Linked DNA regions of Homo sapiens: region 1 is linked to region 2. Evidence: read pairs that join two places in POLR2A ChIA-PET (ENCODE). Cell type or tissue: A673. All regions are shown on one strand. Each heading gives the region's core, and the rest is flanking DNA. Links, peaks and the distances in the headings are about the cores only.

Region 1 (10,412 bases), core at 1,289-9,288, 340 kb after region 2:
AGGTCTATATTTCACTGGAAATGCTCACATTACCAACCCTCTCCAGAGTCACCAAAGTGGAGGAGGCCCACTGGAGGGAGGCTCCCAATGCCTCTTCAGTCCTTCATGTTTGTGCCTCACCTTCTCTATGTTCCATGCTCTTTATTTATACATCTCAAGTTTTCTGCTCTATTACTTTCTCTCTCTCTCTCTCTCTCTCTCTCTCTCTCTCTGAGTCATTTAGCTTCTGAATGTCTTTGTTCTCCATCACCATTGGTTCTCCAGTGGCCTCTCTGCTCAGCTGTTTCTCCAACCCACTCATATTAATGTCTCTCAAAAACATCACTCCAAATCTTTTTTTTTTAATTCTTCATCTTAGCCATCATACTTTTGTGCATTTTTGGAGGTGATATTTCTCAAATGGATTATTGTAACAATATCTTAAATGATTCTGTTGTTTGCATGATCATACTTCTTTCCCTAGTGCATCCTCCGTTCTTTGAATAAAATGCACATCTCAGAATGAAATGCAAATCTGATCCTAAAGTCCATGTGATAACTCTTCAACCGCTCCCCAGTACCTTTGGGGAAAAAGCCTAGCTCCTGGTATGGCTCACGGGGCCTTCTATGATTTGGCCTCTGTCTTCTCCACTTTCTTCTCACTCCAGTCCTCCAAATGGTTTCTATGCTTTTACCATGCAGAACACTTGCAGTTCACTGGCAGGCAATTTCTCCTATACCTCTTCCTTTGGACCTGTGCACAATGCTTCCTCCTCCTTCCTTCCCAGCAAGCTGGTTCCTTGTCTGTTGGGACTCTACCTGTACTCAGGATCCTGCTCTTCTTGCCCCCTCAAGAACTTTCTTTTTTAGTGTTCCCATCTCTCTCACATTGTTAACCTCTCTTTATCTTCCCTCCACCACTCCCACTACTGTACAAATATACTTTTCAAATAGCAACAACAACAACAGTAATAATCCTTCCTTGACTTAATACTTCCCTCAAGCTACTCCTCTATTTCACTATGCCTTTCATTCAAATTTACTGAAAAGAGTCATCTGTATCCTCACTACTCAAAGTGCAGCCTATGGATCAGCAGCACTGGCATTAGTGGGAGCTCTAGTTAGAAATGCAGGATCTCAGGCCCCACTTCAGACCTACTAGAAAATGTATATGCGCTTTAAAGTTTGAGAAGCCCTGATTTATATTAGTGCTTCTCAGGTTTGGCACACTGATGCCTGAGACCCATCTATGGAGATTCCTATGTAATTGATATGGGGTGATGCCTGGTTATTGAGATTCTTACAGACTTCCCAGGTATTCTTAAATTCAGCCAAGTTTGAGAATGATGAGTCCACAATACTTCCTTACTTCCCCTTAGCACTTCAATCCATTACAATCTGGTTCTTGCCTCCACCATCAACAGAAAGGCCTCTTGATGAGTTTACCAACTGTGATGGTTAATTTTATGTGTCAATTTGGCAAGGCCATAGTACCCTGATTTTGGTCAAATGTCATTTTAAATGCTTCTGTGAAGGTATTTATTTATTTATTTTTGTTGTTTTACCTTTTTTTTTTTTAAGTCCCAGCTCTTGCAGAATGTGAAGGTATTTTTTAGATAAAATTAACATTTGAATCAGTAAGTAAACTTCGAGTTAAGCAGACTGCTCTCTATAGTGTGGGTGGCCTCATCCAGTCAGTTGAAGGCCTTAATAGAAAGAGACTCACCTCCCTGTAAGAAGAAGAAATTCTGCCAGCAGACTGCCTTTAGACTCAAACTGCAACTCTTCCCTGGGTCTCCAGCCTGCTGGCCTGCCCTGCAGATTTTGAGCTTGCCAGCCTCCACAATTGCATGAGTCAACTTCTTAAAATTAATCTCTCTATGGAGATTCTTATGTATATTTATTTTATTTAGGCAATTTCTCCTACACCTTTGGATTCTCTGTATATATTTATACATACTGTTGGTTCCATTTTCCTGGAGACCCCTGGTTAATATACCAGTAAACTTAATGTTGCCAAAGCCAATGATTAATTCTCTACCTCCCATCTTACCTAAACTCTTAGCATCTTCCTTCTTGAAAATGTCTTTGTCTTAGGTTTCATGACAGTATACTTTCCCGGATTTCCACTTACCTCACTGGCCACTCCTTCTTGGCTTACACTGTAGACTCAACATATCATCCCAAAGTTCCTTATGATATGATCAGTCCTAGGTGCTTTGCTCTTCTCTCCGTTTAATCTTTCCCTAGGTGATTTCATCCAATCACTCTGAGGCTGATGACACCCAATTCTTCATTGCAACCTAAGCCCTCTACTTTAAATTAATATGTGCATATTCAAACAGGCTACTCACCTCCTCCACCTGTCTGTCTCATTAGCACCTCAGACTCAGCACATTCGAACTAAACTGATTTCCACCCTGCACCCTGTACAAACTCATCCTCCCTCGGCTTTCTTTATCTTGGTAACTGACAATCTGGATATGCAGCTGCACCAGGCAGATTTCCAACAGTCATCCTGGACACCATCCTCTTCCTCAACCACACATCCAGTGTGAGGATGCTTCTGATCCAGTCTACCTCTGTAGTATATCTTAAATCTGTCCACTTTTTAATAAAATCTCCACAAGTCTCTTAGTTTAAGCCCCCCATTTGGGTATCCAGCACCACCCAGTGTTTTTCAGTGTGTGGACATCATACATCACCTGCTCTGGGAAGCATTCCCTGACTTCTTTGTCTTTGTTCTGCATACTTTCATAGCACTTTGTTTTTGAAGTAGCATAGCACATATTTTACCATATTATAATTTGTGTTTACTAGTTTGTCCATCCTGATAGACCGTGTTCCTTGAGAGCAGAAAAAGTGATTTTTATATCTTTATTCCTAGTGTCAAGCATAGTAGCTGGTACAGAATAGGCATTTTGTAAAGGTTTGTTAAAAGTTGAGTAAACAAGTGAATGACAATGTAAAGACAGCAGAAGTGGAAAAACCATATTTGAAACCAGTTGCTAGTTTATGATAGTAGTAAAAAAACAGCATCTGCTCTAAAGACTTCTATTTCTGTATCTTAGGGAAGATTGACAAAAAGGAAATTCTTTTAAAACTCTTTACCCAAGGCATAGTAACAAAAACTATGATCAAGTCCATGCGCAAAACACTTTATTTTTCGAGACTTAACTTTTGCATTTTACTCTTATTTAAAGTTCAACCGTGGGGATGTCCTGTCTGCTGTTTCTATGCAGTCACTTCTGGATCCCTTCTCTCTTCACAAAACAGGCACAATACTATTTTTACCAGAAAGGGATCCCAATCCAGATCCCGAGAGAGGGTTCTTGGACCTCGCGCATTAAAGAATTCGGGGCAAGTTCACAGAGTAAAGTGAAAGCAAGTAAGGAAGAAAGTAAAGTGAAAGCGAGAAAGTAAAGGAATAAAAGAATGGCTACTCCTTAGGCAGGGCACTGGTATGCTCAACTGAGCTACTCAACTGAGTATACTTACAGTTATTTCTTGATTATATGCTAAACAAGGGGTGGATTATTCATGAATTTTCAGGGAAAGGGCAGGGGATTTCCCAGACCTGAGGGTTCCTTCCCTTTTTAGACTATATGGAGTAACTTTTGGACATTGCCATGGCATTTGTAAACTGCCATGGAGCTGGTAGGAGTGTATTTTAACACGCTAATGTATTATAATTAGTGTATAATGAACAGTGAGGATGACCAGAGGTCTCTTTCATTGCCATCTTGGTTTTGGTGGGTTTTGGCCAGCTTCTTTACCACATCCAGTTTTATCAGCAAGGTCTTTGTGACCTGTACCTGTGCCGACCTCCTATCTCATCCTCTGACTAAGAATATCTAACCTCCTGGGAATGCAGCTCAGTACGTCTCAGCCTTATTTTACCCGGCCCCTGTTCAAGATGGAGTTGCTCTGGTTCAAATGCCTCTGACACTGACACTATGACTTAGAACACAAGGAGAAAAAAAGTTTGAATACATTTTTTTTTTCTGTTTCACAGACTATCCATACCCATGAGATTTTCTGGCTTAGAATCATTCCATTGGTCTATTAAATCTGTTTTCTTGCTTGAGGCAGTATCTTTGAGAAGGGAGAAAGGAGTCTAAAATCTACTTAGGCAGCTATACTGTAGAACGCGGAGTAGTGAGTACCTCTTTCTGCCAGGCCCTCAGAATCTGTATGCATACTCCCTGTAGGTACAGGTCTTCACATATTCCGTTTCAAGTGTCAAGGCAAGTGTCTGACACAAGCGCTAAGACTTACTTCCTCAAGCATCAGAACAATTAAGCTCTTCAAATATTCAAACAAGTCCATTTGATTTTCAAATTTTAGTCCCCATTCTGTTTCAGAACTTGGTTACCAGTGATTTTTATCTGCATTGGATCTACTTTAATAAACCCCACAGCCTGAATAGCAGCTACTAGGGTAGTGCCAGTGGATGTATATGGAGACTGGGCTGGAATGGCTGAGTGTGTGGGTGCGCAGCTGGGAGCAGCCATGGCAGTAAGGTAAGCAGAAGATAGGCACTGGGAACTGAGGTAAGTAGAAGATAAGCACTGTACAAAGTAAGTAAAGGAAGTAGGGTAAGTAGAAGATAGGCACTGGGAAGCATTAAAGGATAATTTTTAAAAGAGGATGTAACCATGACTCACACAGTTACAGAATGAACATGTGTCAAAGATTTTATTTAACTCGCTAGTTAATGAGGTAACTAGTAAGATGTTACAACTTGCTCAAATGAAGATAGAGATTTATATTTTCTACCAGACAAAATCCATTTGCATTGCCATATACAGGAATCATATAGACGAGAAACATTTACATTACCACTGGTTTTCTACAACTTAACTTCTATCTCTATAGAGTGGAAAATAAGCTTTGACAAAGACAACCAAAAGCTAGCGTAATCCAGATAGTTGAGCTAGACAGGACACCCACTAATCTCTGTTGTTGCCCAATTCAAAGTCTCCTAAGTTTTCTTAGTACAAGAATGTAAGCTTGTGGAAAGATGTGCTCCAAAAGAAAGACTAGAGACTGCTGGAATAATATTAATCCTAATGAGCACTTACTGAGCATTTAGTATATGCCAGAAAATATACTAGGCCCTTTACATACACTATTTCATTTTCCTTAGCTAGTAAGGAAGGTATTACAGACACAACAATGGAGGCTCATTGATACTAAGTACCATGAACAAGGGCACAGTGCTGAGTTAGGACTGAAAATCAAATTATCTCACCGGACTGTAGTAACGCAGCATCCCTACCTCCAACTGTAGTTTTTATATTTGGAACAACAGTAAAGTTGTGGTTTTCAAGGTCACAAATCTCCAACCCCAGAACTCTTCGCACTTGCCACTTTGCCTTATAGATACGGTGGTAAAAAGAACTGAATCAGCCAACAGGAGAGATAGTTCTACTCTGTCATTATCTAGCTATGTGAACTTGGGCAAGTCAGTTAACTACTGAGATGTTACTTCGCTTTCGAAATAGAGAGAACATATCCGATCTACCTAAGTCAAAAATTCTTTGAAAATCAATAGGTAAAATAGATGTGAAACACTTTGAAAATATAAAGTCCAGCGTGGCTGTTAGTGTTCTCTGTTGTTGGGTTTTGAAAGTGAAAAGTGAAGGCAAGCACTGGAAGTGGGATATCTAATTGCCATAGAAAGCACTAAAAAAAGTTTATTTATTTATTTATTTATCACAGTAGACAGCCAGTAACTTCTGATAAAAGGGAGTATCTGAAAACTGAAAGGCCCCATAGGAATGCCAACAACATTTCAGAAGTTTTCAACCCAAATTAAAGACGAAAAAAGTGAAGTAGATGGTAAGTGGAAGTAGCTTCTGTGTTTAGGGTCTCTAGTGTTTAATTCATGGTGCTCTCTGGGGCAGCTTATGATTCTTATCTAATTGCCTCTCCATGGATCTTACTGGCTCAGCAACAAGCTGAGCCAGCACCTGTAGTGTAGCACTCGGCCCTCAGATCACATGGTGGGGATGTACCTGTGGTTCACAAAAGTATTCTACAAGGTGTCTCTCCTGCTAAAGTAGAGAGAACTTTAGTAAGCATCTTATCAAACTAAGCATGGAAGGGACTGGCTTAACCCTCCCTAAACGTTCAGTACTTTCATTCCCTCTAAGTGGGAAAATGCCAATAGTTTGCAGTTCTTGGTCTTGTGGGATTACCGATTCTATTTTAGTCCTCATACATTATACATGATAAGTATAAAAGGAATTCATTTTTTTCTGATAGAAAAGAGACTTTTACCTTTAGAAACGAGAATCATAACTTAAGTTGTGGTAAAAAACAAAAACTCAACTTGTCTTATTTAAATGCTTTTGGGTTTAATTGTGGAAGACAGTGTGGCGATTCCCCAAGGATCTAGAACTAGAAATACCATTTGACCCAGTCATCCCATTACTGGGTATATACCCAAAGGAATATAAATCATGCTGCTATAAAGACACATGCACACGTATGTTTATTGCGGCACTATTCACAATAGCAAAGACTTGGAACCAACCCAAATGTCCAACAATGATAGACTGGATTAAGAAAATGTGGCACATATACACCATGGAATACTATGCAGCCATAAAAATGATGAGTTCATGTCCTTTGTAGGGACATGAATGAAGCTGGAAACCATCATTCTCAGCAAACTATTGCAAGGACAGAAAACGAAACACTGCATGTTCTCACTCATAGGTGGGAATTGAACAATGAGAACACTTGGACACAGGAAGGGGAACATCACACACCAGGGCCTGTTGTGGGGTGGGGGGAGGGGGGAGGGATAGCATTAGGAGATAGACCTAATATAAATGACAAGTTAAGGGGTGCAGCACACCAACATGACACATGTATACATATGTAACAAACCTGTACGTTGTGCACATGTACCCTAGAACTTAAAGTATAAATAATAAAAATAAAATAAAATAAATGCTTTTGGGTTTAAGTGAATGAAGTCATGAAGAAAGTGAGTAAAAATCTACTGCTAGCACCTAGCAGTAATTCAACTTTGTGAATTTAAGAAAAGCACCCTCTTCGGGCAAATTGACAAAAGGTGACCCTACTGGACATGACAATGGACATAGGCAACTCTCAGATGAATTAGAAAAGAGTGCCCCTTCCTATGAGCTGCCAGAGCTAGAGACCTGGCCCCAGGAGTGGAGGCAGAATTCAGCCCCACCCCTTCCTTCCTCCTCAAACTCATTATCTCATGGCAGGGGCCCAAATAACACATTTTATCCCCCTGTGCAAAACAAAGTCTATTTCTTAGAATTCAGCCTTCTTAGAAGGTCAATAATGGGAAATGCAGGGCTGTGTAAATAATTACATCTTCTTCCTACCATAACATCATAACTAGCACAATTATAAAAGACAGATAGGAAAATAATAATAGTCATGAAAATGATAATAATGTACTTTGAAGAGGAGGAACAGGTAAGGAATGGCATCAAAGGCTGGAGGCTGAGTAAACTTCATAAGGAAAAGTTCTTGGCTGATGGCCACCCAGCTTCAATATTCTGCCAGGGTGCCACTTGCATAATTTAAGAGAACTGATCCTTTTCCCTCACCTCTATTGCCACTTGTCCACACATTTATAATAATAGATTACACCTGGGCAGAGCTTGTATTGTACAGTGCCAAGTACTGTATATATATACTCACATCAACTGTGAAGCTGCTCTCTCCACTTTACAGACAAGGAAAGTGAGACAGAGAGAGGTTAAATAAACAGCCCAAGATTGTAGCTGATGTATTAATCCACAGCTAAATGGGTCTCCTTAAAGATCTGGAAAGCTGCTGACAAGAAGCACCGTCAAAGATGAGGTCAAAAAGGAAACTCCTTTTCAGTGATCCAGTACAGGACATTCTTTTTAGGCATGGAACCCTGGGATCTGTCATAAGTTATGAAACTTTGAACAAACCATTCCACTTCCACTTCCTCATCTTTGAAAGGAAGGCATTGGATGGCATGTTCACTTCCAGCTCTAAAATGCTGTTCCTCTAATTTACATGCAAAATAGCATGTAGACAGCCTTTAGGGCCATCTGAATGTAAATACCACATCTACCTTTTTGAAGCCATGGGGCCTAGCTAAAACTCAATTTACTCATCTATAAAATGAGAATAATAATAATATCTACCCCTTAGGGTTATTGAGAATATTAAATAAGAGAATAAATGTTAAAGCCTTTAGCATATCATTTAGCTTTGGCTATGTGACTAGTACATAGTAAGTGTTCAAGAAATTTTCCTTTATCACTATCATCATCATCATCATCACCCTGTGTGTAGGTGCTACTTGCGAAGGTGCTCCAATTTTAATTCCCTGCAGATGCAATAAAGAGTTGGCAAATTCCCAGCTGGGCGCGGTGGCTCACGCCTGTAATCCCAGCACTTTGGAAGGCCAAGGCGGGCGGATCACGAGGTCAGGAGATCGAGACCATCCAGGCTAACACGGTGAAACCCTGTCTCTACTAAAAATACAAAAAAAAAAAAATTAGCCAGGCCTGTTGGCGGGGGCCTGTAGTCCCAGCTACTCGGGAGGTTGAGGCAGAAGAATGGCGTGAACCCGGGAGGCGGAGCTTGCAGTGAGCGGAGATTGCGCCACTGCACTCCAGCCTGGGTGACAGAGCAAGACTCTGTCTCAAAAAAAAAAAAAAAAAAAAAAAAAGAGTCGGCAAATTCTCAGAGTTGGCCAATTTGGAACCAAGTATACTATGACTACCTTCTTTTAATGTTAAAAAATGTTATTTAGCTTGCTCTTGTAAAACTGACATTTCAGAGACTTTGGGTAAAGTGATCATTCAAAATCAATTCCCTTGAATTACCCCTACATGTTTCTGCAGCATGGTCTATAGAAGAAGAAAGAATTCATCATCATTTCTAGGAATATCCCCAATCATAATCCTAAGACTCCAGCTCAAAACAATAACTGGCAACTCTTCAATAATTAATTAAAGGAAGGCACACCCTCTTTTCAGCTTTTTGGGAAATTATACTATGCTATCCCACTATCCAATTTCATGTTATCTATCATTTAGAGGTAGCACAGTATTGTAAAAAAAAGGCATTGAACTGGAAATTGAGTATGGAAACTCAGATTCTAATTCCAGATTTGCTACTAAGTAGCTCTATGACTTTGGGCAACTCATTTGCCCTTTCTGTGTCCATTTTCCACCAGCAAAATGTGGGGCCTGTACTAGACAGGATTTATGGGCCCTTCTAAATCCAAGCTTTTGTGGTTGACTCCTAATAAATTATTTCATTGTTCTTATGACAGAGTGTAATCTCTTTACCTCTTTCCTCCCGCTCAGGGTGTACCCAAATGCCTGAATTCATACCCAGAATTAAGGGCTTCAGTTCAGCTCCCAGAACCTTGCTTATATAGAAACTATAGGTCATTAACAAAAGAGGTCTCCTGCTACTGTTGGGAGGACAATGTCAGGGCCATTGGAGATTGAAACCTCCATCCTGAAGAGTCTGTAAGGATGGATAGAATTTCAACACCTAATGTCTCCAGACATAAAACTGCTGAAGACATAAAAAAATTATTTAAACAAAAGAATGTGGCTCTAATATGTTGAAATTGCCATGGCAACTCACACCAGGGTCATAATATCAGTGGAAAGCAAACATCTGAGAATTGCATTATTATGTCTTCTGGTTCTCCAGCAGCTGACTAGCTGACTGCTTCAGAAGAATGAGGAGGCAGAAGTCAATACAGTCATAGCAAATGTCTCCTTCTTGTCACTGTCCACCCACACCACCTCCCCATGTGTTGAAAATACCTTGTGGCTGAGCCATCTGACTGGACATAACCCTTCTTTGAGGGAGGAGGGAGGGTTTTTCTATTCTTGCCCTGACTCATCTAGTGGGTAGGTGTCCAGAAAGCTGGTAGCCCCTGGGTTTGCAGACACATCACTTGTGGTTCTAGGGACCACTTGACCTTATAGAAGAGGGAGGCTGGGAAATGTCTTTATGTGAACCCGGGAAGAGGCAGCGTGGGTGAACATACAGCAGTGACTGTCCTTTAATTTAGGCAAAGATTCAACATGTAAAGAGCACCTACCATGGGCCAAGTATTTTGATGTATGGCTTCCTTTTGTCCTTGAAGTTTGTTTTAATTTGATTCTGCTTATACAAAAGTAACTGAGTTTCCTTGGGTGGGTGTAAAGGAAGGGTTCCCTCCTACCAATACTACTATAAATTAACTTTTATTGTATAGTTTTTATGACATAAATATATAAAGAGGTCTACTTTGTGCAAAACACTGGCAGGAAGAAGGAAAGACTGTGGGTATAAAGACAGTCCTTCAAAACAGTTTGCAGTTCTCATGGGGAATCAAAATGTGCGTCAATAATAAGGAGAAATCAGACAGAGGAGTGCTGGATATACAAATG
Region 2 (10,412 bases), core at 735-8,734:
CCTTCCAAGTGTAAAAACAAGCTACTGCTTCCTTCTCACCTTTCAAATACCATGCAAAATGCCTCCCATGAGGCTTGCTAATCCTGAGTCAGGTAGCAAAGGAAATTCTTGAAAAAAAATAAAAGGCCGGGCGCCGTGGCTCATGCCTGCAATTCCAGCACTTTGGGAGGCCGAGGCGGGTGGATCGCGAGGTCAAGAGATCGAGACCATCCTGGCCAACATGGTGAAACCCCGTCTCTACTAAAAATACAAAAATTAGCTGGGCATGGTGGTGGGCGCCTGTAGTCCCAGCTACTCAGGAGGCTGAGGCAGGAGAATCGCTTGAACCAGGGAGGCGGAGGTTGCAGTGAGCCGAGATCACACCACTGCATTCCAGCCTGGTGACAGAGCAAGACTCCATCTCAAAAAAAAAAAACACAAAACAAAACAAAACAAAACAAAAAATTTCGGTTTAGCCAAGCTGATACAATACAACCCCACACTCCTTCAACTAACTCCAACATGGCAGCAGTAGGGTTCATTTAAAAATACGAATCAGGCTGGGCACGATGACTCAAGCCTGTAATCCCACAGCTCTGGGAGGCCAAGGAGGCAGGATCACTTGAGGCCAGGAGTTCAAGACCAGCCTGTGCCACATAGCGAAACCCCATCTCTACAAAAAAATTTAAAAACTGGCCATGTGTGGTGGGTGACATGTGCCTATAGTCTTAGAAACTCGGAGGCTGAGGCAGGAGGATCACTCGAGCTCAGAAGTTGGAGGCTGCAGTGAGCTATAATCACACCACTGTACTCCACCCTGAACAACATAGCAAGATCTTGTTTCTAGAAAAAAATATATATATAATATATATAATATATATATTATATTATATATACCCACACACATAAATCAGACCACTTTTCTTTCCTAAAGTCTTCCAAATGTTTCCCATTGCATTTAGAATAAAATCTAAACTCTTTACTGTAGTTTACAACACTGCATAGGATCTGACCCCTACCACTTCTCAGAGCTCCTTGCATTTTGTACCACTTTCTCCTTGCTCACCATTGCTGAGCCACTGGCCTTCTTTTTTTTTTTTTTTTTTTTTTTTTTTTTGGAGACGGAGTCTTACTCTGTTGCTCAGGCTGGAGTGCAATAGCACGATCTTGGCTCACTGCAACCTCTGCCTCCCGGGTTCAAGTGATTCTACTGCCTCAGCCTCCCAAGTAACTGGGATTACAGGCACCTGCCATCATGCCCAGCTAATTTTTTTTTGTTTTGTATTTTTGTAGAGACCAAGCTGGTCTTGAACTCCTGACCTCAGGTGATTGCACGCCTTGGCCTCCCAAAGTGCTGGGATTACAGGCTTGAGCCACCACGCCTGGCCACCATTGGCCTTCTACCTATTCTTCAGTCACTGAGGTGATTCCTGCCTAAGAGCCTTTGCACCAGCTGTAACATCTGCCTGCAACATTCTTCCCATTGATTGATCTTCCGGTCACCAGCTCTTTCTTTTTATTCAGATTTCAGCTTAAACATCATCTCCTCAGAGACCTTCCTCCCTGACCACTTAATCTAAAGAAGCCCACCATACCTCAATATTCTCTGTCACATCACTCTGTCTTAATAGTCGTTTTCACCATTAGAAATTATCTTATTTATTGTTTGCTTGTTTATTTTCTCTTTCCCACCACCATCACTATCAGAATATAGGCTCTGTAAGAACAAGGATTTTCTTGTTTCTCTGCTTGGCACATGATAGTGCTCAATAAATGTTTGTGGAGGCAACTGTAAACCAAAAACAAAATTCTAAGCCCCCCAACCGACTGGATCCTTCATCTTAGCCAAGGGCGTTCCAAAGTTAACCTCCAAACTAGTTAAGGCCACGATAGGAAGGGGGAGTTGGACGTGCCTCATCATACTCTTCTCCCGCTGGAATTCAGGCACAGCTGACCAGCATTGACATTAAAACAGAGACTTTAAGACTGACAAAACAGACTGTAGCAATAAGATACCAACATGACAGATGGTAGGCCCTGAAAAAAATAGAAGTATTTTACCCCCAAATATATTTCTTTGATGTATTTTGAAATGGCCCTACAAAGTTGTCTCTTGTGGGGGAAATCTACATTCTGTAGAGAATCTACTTCCTTTTCTAGGTCTTTTCCCTGATCCAGGAGACAATTAACTAAGAGCGTGACAGCTTTCTAAGTCTGATAAGGAACATCTACAACAAGCTTGTTCAATCCACGCACCAAAACAGCTATGAATGTGGTCCAACACAAATTTGTAAACTTTCTTAAAACATTATGAGATTTCTTTGCAATTTTTATTTTTTTTAGGAAGGAGTCTGGCTCTGTTGCCTAGGCTAGGGTGCAGTGGTGCGATCTCGGCTCACTGCAACCTCCGCCTCCCTGGTTCAAGTGATTCTTCTGCCTCAGCCTCCTGAGTAGCTAGGACTACAGGCATGCACCACCACGCCCGGCTAATTTTGTATTTTTAGTAGAGACGAGGTTTCACTGTGTCAACCAGGCTGGTCTTGAACTCCTGACCTCAAGCAATCCGCCCATCTCGGCCTCCCAAAGTGCTGAGATTACAGGCGTGAGCCACTGTGCTGGGCCTTGCAATTTTTTTTTTAGTATATTCTATGTGTGACCCAAGGCAATTCTTCTTCTTCCAGTGTGGCCTAGGGAACCCAAAAGATTGAACACCCCTGATCTACAATGTATTCTCTCTAAAGCCTGCTACCTGGAGGCTTCATCCACATGGTAAGAACCTTGGTCTCCACAATCCCTAATTCTAACCAAAATACTCCCTTCTATTAATTCCAGGTCTTTAGATAATAGCTTAACTCTTTCAACCAACTGCCAATCAGAAAATATTTGAATTCACCTATAACCTGGAAACCCCCACTCCGAGTTGTCCCACCTTTCCAGACAGAACCAGAACAATGAGCATCTGACATGTATTGCTTGATGTCTTATGTCTCCCTAAAATGTATAAAACATTCTAGGCATGGTGGCTCACACCTGTAATCCCAGCACTTTGGGAGGCCGAGATGGGCGGATCACCTGAGGTCAGGAGTTCAAGACCAGCCTGGCTAACACAGAGAAACCTCTTCTCTACTAAAAATACAAAAAATTAGCCGGGTGTGGTGGCGGGCGCCTGTAGTCCCAGCTACTCGGGAGGCTGAGGCAGGAGAATTGCTTGAACCTGGGAGGCGGAGGTTGCAGTGAGCCGAGATGGTGCCACTGCACTCCAGCCTGGGCGACAGAGCGAGACTCTGTCTCAAAAACAAACAAACAAAAACCAAGCTGTAGCCTGACCATCTTGAGCACATGTTCTTAGGACCTCTTAAGACTGTATCTCGGGTCATTGTCAGTTATATTTGGGCTCAAGATGAATCTCTTCAAATATTTTACAGAGTTTGACTCTTTTCACTGGCAGAATGAAAAAAAAATTGGATTGATATGAGTTTATAGGTCTGCCATAACAAAGTACCATAAAATGGGTGGTTTAAAATAACAGAAATTGGGCCGGGCATGGTGGCTCATGCCTGTAATCTCAGCACTTTGGGAGGCTGAGGTGGGCAGATCACTTGAGGCCAGGAGTTCAAGACCAGCCTGGCCAACGTGGTGAAACCCCATCTCTACTAAAACAAACAAACAAAAAAAATTAGCCAGGTGTGGTGGCTCATGCTAGTAATACCAGCTACTCAGTAGGCTGAGGTAGGAGAACTGCTTGAACCTGGGAGGCAGAGGTTGTAGTGAGCCGAGACTGCACCACTGCACTCCAGCCTGAGGGACAGAGCAAGACTCTGTCTCAAAAAAAAAATAAAATAGGGCCAGGCGCAGTGGCTCACGCCTGTAATCCCAGCACTTTGGGAGGCCGAGTTGGGTGGATCACGAGGTCAGGAGATCGAGACCATTCTGGCTAACATGGAGAAACCTCGTCTCTACTAAAAATACAAAAAATTAGCCGGGCATGGTGGCGGGCACCTGTAGTCCCAGCTACTTGGGAGGCCGAGGCAGGAGAATGGCGTGAACCCGGGAGGCGGAGCTTGCAGTGAGCCGAGATCGCGCCACTGCACTCCAGCCTGGGCAACAGAGCGAGACTCCGTCTCAAAAAAAAAAAAAAATAAATAAATAAATAAAATAAAATAACAGAAATTGGCAAGGTGCAGTGGCTCACACCTGTAATCTTGGTACTTTGGGGGCCGAGGCAGGCGGATCACCTGAGGTCGGGAGTTCGGGACCAGCCTGACCAACATGGAGAAACCCCATCTTTACTAAAACTACAAAATTAGCCAGGCATGGTGGCACATGTCTGTAATCCCAGCTACTCCGGAGGCTGAGGCAAGAGAATCGTTTGAACCGGGGATGCTGAGGTTGCGGTGAGCCGAGATCGCACCATTGCACTCCAGCCTGGACAACAAGAGCAAATCTCGTTAAAAAAAAAAAAAAATCCACATCTACCATCTTCAAGTCATTCATGCGACCTCATTCCTCCTGGATGTCAGACAAGAATTTGGGTGCCATGAGTGCAGGTGCAAAAGGCTGTCACACTGACCCTCCACTGCTGTCCACAGACTGCAAAGCTAAAAGGGCACTGAAACACTCCTTCTGCAGCTTCATAGGTCACAGACAACCCCCCAGCCACTGCAGTGGGGGCTGCATGGAGTTTTGCTCCTGCTGGTGCCCAAAAATGCTCACGCCAGCTCCTGAACCTATTCATCTGTACTTCACCTCCAGCAAGGGGTAGATCCCGGAGGGACCAAGTTAATTGAGTCTGCCCCTGCCGGCACCAAAGTGGCCAGCTAGTTCTAGTCCCTGTGTACTCCAGTTTCTGCCCATGAAGGGGTCAGGGAAATATCCTGCTTTTCATAAGGACACCAGTCATTGGATTTACGGTTCATTCTAAAACCTAGATGATTTCACACTGAAAATCCTTAATTACATCTGCAAAGTCTCTTATCCAAATAAAGCCACATTCAAAGCTACTCAGGGTTAGGACTGGAATATATCTTTTTAAGGGACACAGGACAGATTTCAACTCATTACAGGGCTGATTAAAGGTTTCTATCATGCTTGCTTCTTCAACTGAGACAGAGTCCCTTATACTATCAGGCTTATAGATTAGACTCTAAACTTGAAACTGCCTATTAGGACTACTAGTGAATGCTTTATGCCACAAGAAATACAGACATTTTTAGGTAATGAAGAAAGGAAGATTTTTATGTTCCCCTAAAATATTAATATTACAGGGGTGTCAGTGGGGGTGTGAACAATAATTAATAATTAATTGAATTAATTCCAGAATTAGGAATTTATTTGATTGCAAATCTGTCAATGCACCTCTCAGGGTACGCTGAGTACCTGAATGCTTAACAATACTTGGCAATGTGATAAATTGCCTGGATTTGTAAGTAGAGTTTCTGACAATGTAACAGCTGGAAGGAGAAATGACCTTTGTTTTGCAATTGTGTTAACACTTAAGAGGCTTTAGAAACAAACCATTCTACTTTGCTGTTGGGAAGCCATTTGGAAAAATCAGGCTTGTTGGAACAAGTTGCTATGGGAGGAACTTAAAGCAAAGCATTGCTGGATAAGCTCAAAACTTCCTGTGAAAACTTGAGATATCCTCCCCACCTCTTGTTCTTCAAGAAGTCATTAAAGGGGAGGGAGAGAGAAGACTGAGTATTAAGAGAACTGTTCAGGCTGGGCGCAGTGGCTCACGCCTGTAATCCCAGCACTTTGGGAGGCCGAGGCAGGTGGATCACGAGGTCAAGAGTTGGAGACCAGCCTGGCCAACATGATGAAACCCCGTTTCTACTGAAAACACAAAAATTAGCCAGGCATGGTGGCGTGTGCCTGTAATCCCAGCTACTCGGGAGGCTGAGGCAGGAGAATTGGTGGAACCCGGGAGGCAGAGGTTGCAGTGAGCTGAGATTGCACCATTGCACTCCAGCCTGGGGGACAGAGCGAGACTGTCTCAAAACAAAACAAAACAAAAAAAAACTGTTTAGTGTTAGAAACAGAGGCACCATTCCAGCCATACAGAGCTGTCAATGAGGAAGATTACCTTTAGCCACCTGAGTTCAGATTTCTAACTACTAAAACCGTTGATCATAAGGTAAGTAAGTTCTTACTTTGGGTCAGAGAACACAACAAAAAAGCCCGGGACCTTAAATAAAAATCATGCTTACTAAGTATTTACCTAATTGGGAAGCCAGAAGAGATCAGTAACATCTCATATATTTACCCCTAGAATCTGGCAGACACCGGAGACAGACTTAAAGCCCACAACACTACTTGCAGATGGGGACTGAGAAAGGAAATGCTTAGTCTGTTCTGGCTTTTGTGAAGAAGGGCATTTTTTTTTTTTGGTAGACTCTACCTGTGAGAACTCTTATCACCGGCCTCCAGAAAGTAAGATCCAGAAACAGGAGAAAGTCACAATGTCAAGCTCACTTGACTCCATAAGCAAAAACTATCGTTCCTCCCACCCTCCTTGGTTGGCTCAGACCCTTGTCCTAAGAGTCAGAGTGAAACCGCCTTTGCAAAAATTACAACTGAGAAAATTGTGGTTGACCTAATCGACTCCATCTTACTTTCAAACCTTCAAGTTGTGCTTGTTCATTCTTGGGTGTGGGCCCAATGAACTTTGGGAGGAACTTAGTTTATAGTTTAGCTTTGAAACAAAGACAATAACAGCTCTTTCCCAAAATAAACACCCTTCCTGCCTGGGGGGCTAGACTGCTTTTTTTTTAAAGGACTAACAAATTAGCTACAGGATTAGAAATTATGGTTTAGGAGTCATGCAGCTGGAAGTGGCAAGATTCTGAACCTCCTCAAATTGTTCCTGGGAATAACATAACTATTGTAGAACCTAAGATCAGTGCTTGACGTATTTTGTAGACCCTACACTTCATGGATCGGCTAGCACCACCCAGATCAATAAACTGGCTCATCTGGTCTTGTGGCCTCCACCAAGGAAATGACTCAGTATAAGAGGACAGTTTCAACTCTCTATGATTTCATCTGTGAGTCAACCAATCAGCACTCCCGATTCACTGCCCCTGCCCCAACCAAATTATCCTTAAAAACTCTGATTCCCGAATTCTCGAGGAGGCTGATTTGAGTAATAATAAAACTCCAGTCTCCTGTACAACCAGTTCTGTGTGAATTAAACTCTTCGCTACTGCAATTCCCCTGTCTTGATAAATTAGCTCTGTCTAGGCAGTGGGCAAGGTGGACCCTTTGAGTGGTTACAAGGGGTGCATTCAGTGGTGTCGAGAGGTTGGTCTTGACTCTAAGGATGAACAAGTACGGTCAAAACCCTATGGGGGATTTCTGCCTGCTTCCAGGTAACTCTGGAACCTCAATACTACCGAATTTGAACCAACACATGGGAAGTGAGGAAGTGGGGCAGGAGTCGGGGTGTGGAACAGTGCAATACCTAACCAGACCCAGAAATCCAATAGGTATTATCACTAATGGAGCTTTAGAGATTTCCAGCAATCCTTTAGGAGACTGGGGCTAGCCTGTGAGCTGTAGACAGTCCAACTGTCCTAAGTAAAATACAGTACAGCCGTATTGTGCTTCATCTTCTGATCTCAACTTATCCTCCACCCTCTCCCTGCTCCCAGCTGCCCCACTCCTACACCACAATGCTCTCAGAAGTTGTGTAGCACAATGTACAAGAAGTTGCAAGTATTATTCTCAAGGAAGTACAGTATATGATGGGAAGGAGAGGGTTCTATTCACCAAAAATCATCTTAAGAAATAAGGATTTCTACTTTGGGAGGCCAAGGTGGGCAGATAACCTCAGGTCCGGAATTCGAGACCAGCCTGACCAACATGGTGAAACCCCGTCTCTATTAAAAATACAAAATTAGCTGGGCACGGTGGCGCATGCCTGTAATCCCAGCTAATCGGGAGGCTGAGGGAGGAGAATCACTTGAACCCGGGAGGCGGAGGTTGCGGTGAGTCAAGATCACGCCATTGCATTCCAGCCTGGGCAACAAGAGCAAAACTCCATCTCCCCTCCCCCCAAAAAAAAAAAGAAAGAAAGAAGGATTTCTTTGTTGAAAAAATTCTTTGACAGTTGCTTGGGGGTAGAAACTAACACCTGAGGGGTACAGATTTGGGTGGACTATCTGCAGAAGGCAAGCAGATGACTTTGTATGTTGTTCCACAGAGGGAATGGGAAGAGGAGAAAGGAAAGATAAGAGAGACGGGATGGAACCAGGAGATGTGAGCTCCTTGCCAGCCTGTCACTTAGGGCAGAAGGCAGCTTTAACACCATTAAAAGTCAATTTCAAAAAGTGTCTGTTTTTTAGCCGGGTATGGTGGCTCATGCCTGTAATCCCAGCACTTTGGGAGGCCAAGGTGGGCGGATCACCTGAGGTCAGGAGTTTGAGACCAGCCTGGCTAACATGGTGAAACTCCGTTTCTACAAAAAAAAAAAAAAAAAAAAAAAAAAAAAAAAAAAAAAATTAGCCAGGCGTGGAGGCGCGTGCCTATAATCCCAGTTACTCGGGAGGCTGAGGCAGGAGAATCGCTTGAACCTAGGAGCCGGAGGGTGTAGTAAGCCGAGATCGTGCCATTGCACTCCAGGTTGGGCAACAAGAGCAGAACTCCATCTCAAAAAAAAGTTAAAAAAAAACTCTGTTTTTAAAATATTCCAAAAAACATACAAAATATCCTAAAATTATGGACTCCTTTGAAGTACAATTATTTTGGTAAAAGATGAAAGATTTATAGGATCTGAAGAGAAACTAGAGAATCAAGTACAATTATTTGGATAAAAGATAGAAAAAGAAGAAGAAAATTTTTAAAAAGAAAACATTTGCATATAACAACTTTCTGAGCTTCTTGTTAAGAACCTGGTGAGCAGTAGGTGCTCCAAATTATTTCCTGCGTGAGTGACTCTCCTGCCACTCCCCACTTTCCCAACCTGTACTTCACACTCCAGCAACTACTTGTATTTCCTGTTTGCCATGCCTTTTCTCACTGTGTGTCTGTTGTGGTTGGAATATTCTCTGCCTATCTTTCCTTTCCCCACCCTCCTCCAAAAACACACTCTCTTGCCCACTAAGCAAGTTACTACTCATTTTTATCCCTGCCTCCTACTGTCTCCCATGGGAAAGGCAGTCTCTCATTTCCACCAGGTTTCAACTCAACAATCACAGAACTAGGCTGAGTGCAGTGGCTCATGCCTGTAATCCCAGCACTTTGGGAGGCCGAGGCAGATGAATCACCTGAGATCAGGAGTTCAAGACCAGCCTGGCCAACATGGTGCTAAAAATGCGAAATACTAAAAATGCGAAAATTAGCCGGGCATGGTGGCAGGCACCTACAGTCCCAGCTACTTGGGAGGCTGAGGCAGGAGCATCACTTGAACCTGGGAGGCAGAGGTTGCAGTGAGCTGAGATCGTGCCAATGCACTGCAGCCTGAGTGACAGAGCAAGACTCTGTATTAAAAAAAAAAAAAATCACAGAACTTCTCATTAAGGCCATCTCTGGCCATCTACTAAAATGCCAGCATCCCCACCCACACCCTCAAATCTTCACAGCCCTCTTCTGTGCTTTTCTCCTCAGTTCTTACTAATATTTAACATATTATATATTTTAACTTATTTGATCTGTTGTCTGTCTCCTTCAGTAGAATATAAAATCTATGAAGACATGGATTTTTGACTTTTTGTCTGCTACTCTGTCCCCCTTGCCTAGAACAGGACTTGATACACAGCGAGTGCTTAATATATGCAGAACGGATGGATGGATAGATGGCTGATTGAAGCTGCAGCTCAGGGACCATCTGTACCTGGAACCTCCAAGCAGATTTAGATGTTCTTTCCTCCTATATATATCTGCTCTTATCATATTGTATTAATACTTGTTTGTATGTTATTTTCCCCTCTGGGCTAGAAACTAATTTAAGGTTCAGGGCCTAACTGCTTCATCTTTATATAATTGGAAGTGAATATTTAGAGCTTGGTACCTGATATGTCTTTTCTTCTTTTTCTTTTTTTGAAACAGAGTCTCGCTCTGTCGCCCAGGCTAGAGTGCAGTGGCACATCTTTTCTATTTTTATTATTATTTATTTAAGACAGAGTCTTGCTCTGTCATCCAGGCTGGAGTGCAGTGGCATGAACACGGCTCACTACAGCCTTTAACTCCTGGGCTAGAGCAATCCTCCCACCTCAGCCTCCTGAGTAGCTGGGACTACAGGCACGTGCCACCACGCCCGGCTAATTTTTGTATTTTTAGTAGAGACAGGGTTTCACAATGTTGGCCAGGCTGGTCTCGAACTCCTGACCCATGATCTACCCGCCTCGGCCTCCCTAAGTGCTGGGATTACAGGTGTGAGCCACCGCGCCCAGCCTAGGTTAAATAACTTCTAAGGACACAACTAGTAAGCTGCAGCA

The links. ChIA-PET counts read pairs that join two places held together with the same protein. Peaks named below come from ENCODE experiments on the same cell type or tissue, not always from the same donor. Only the 100,000 strongest peaks of a DNase experiment are listed, where the experiment ranks them.
Region 1: POLR2A ChIA-PET joins it to region 2 with 14 read pairs; 2 of 35 experiments call an interaction of 5 or more read pairs at or near these places.

What each region holds. Positions count from the first base shown.
Region 1 is chr15:34,649,709-34,660,120 of GRCh38, reverse strand. It overlaps LINC02252 (long intergenic non-protein coding RNA 2252), which reads left to right and starts at 4,357. Exons shown (of 4, transcript NR_146869.1): 1 at 4,357-4,502; 2 at 5,704-5,823; 3 at 8,345-8,437; 4 at 8,859-8,986. In A673, for the core only: no CTCF peak of the experiment used is centred there; no DNase peak of the experiment used is centred there.
Region 2 is chr15:34,990,201-35,000,612 of GRCh38, reverse strand. All of the region lies in intron 2 of LOC105370764 (a long non-coding RNA gene), which reads right to left. Among named protein-coding and RNA genes, the nearest start is that of ZNF770, 7.1 kb to the right of the region's middle. RefSeq lists enhancers at 5,093-5,764, 6,218-6,267, 6,872-6,921, 6,196-7,395. In A673, for the core only: no CTCF peak of the experiment used is centred there; no DNase peak of the experiment used is centred there.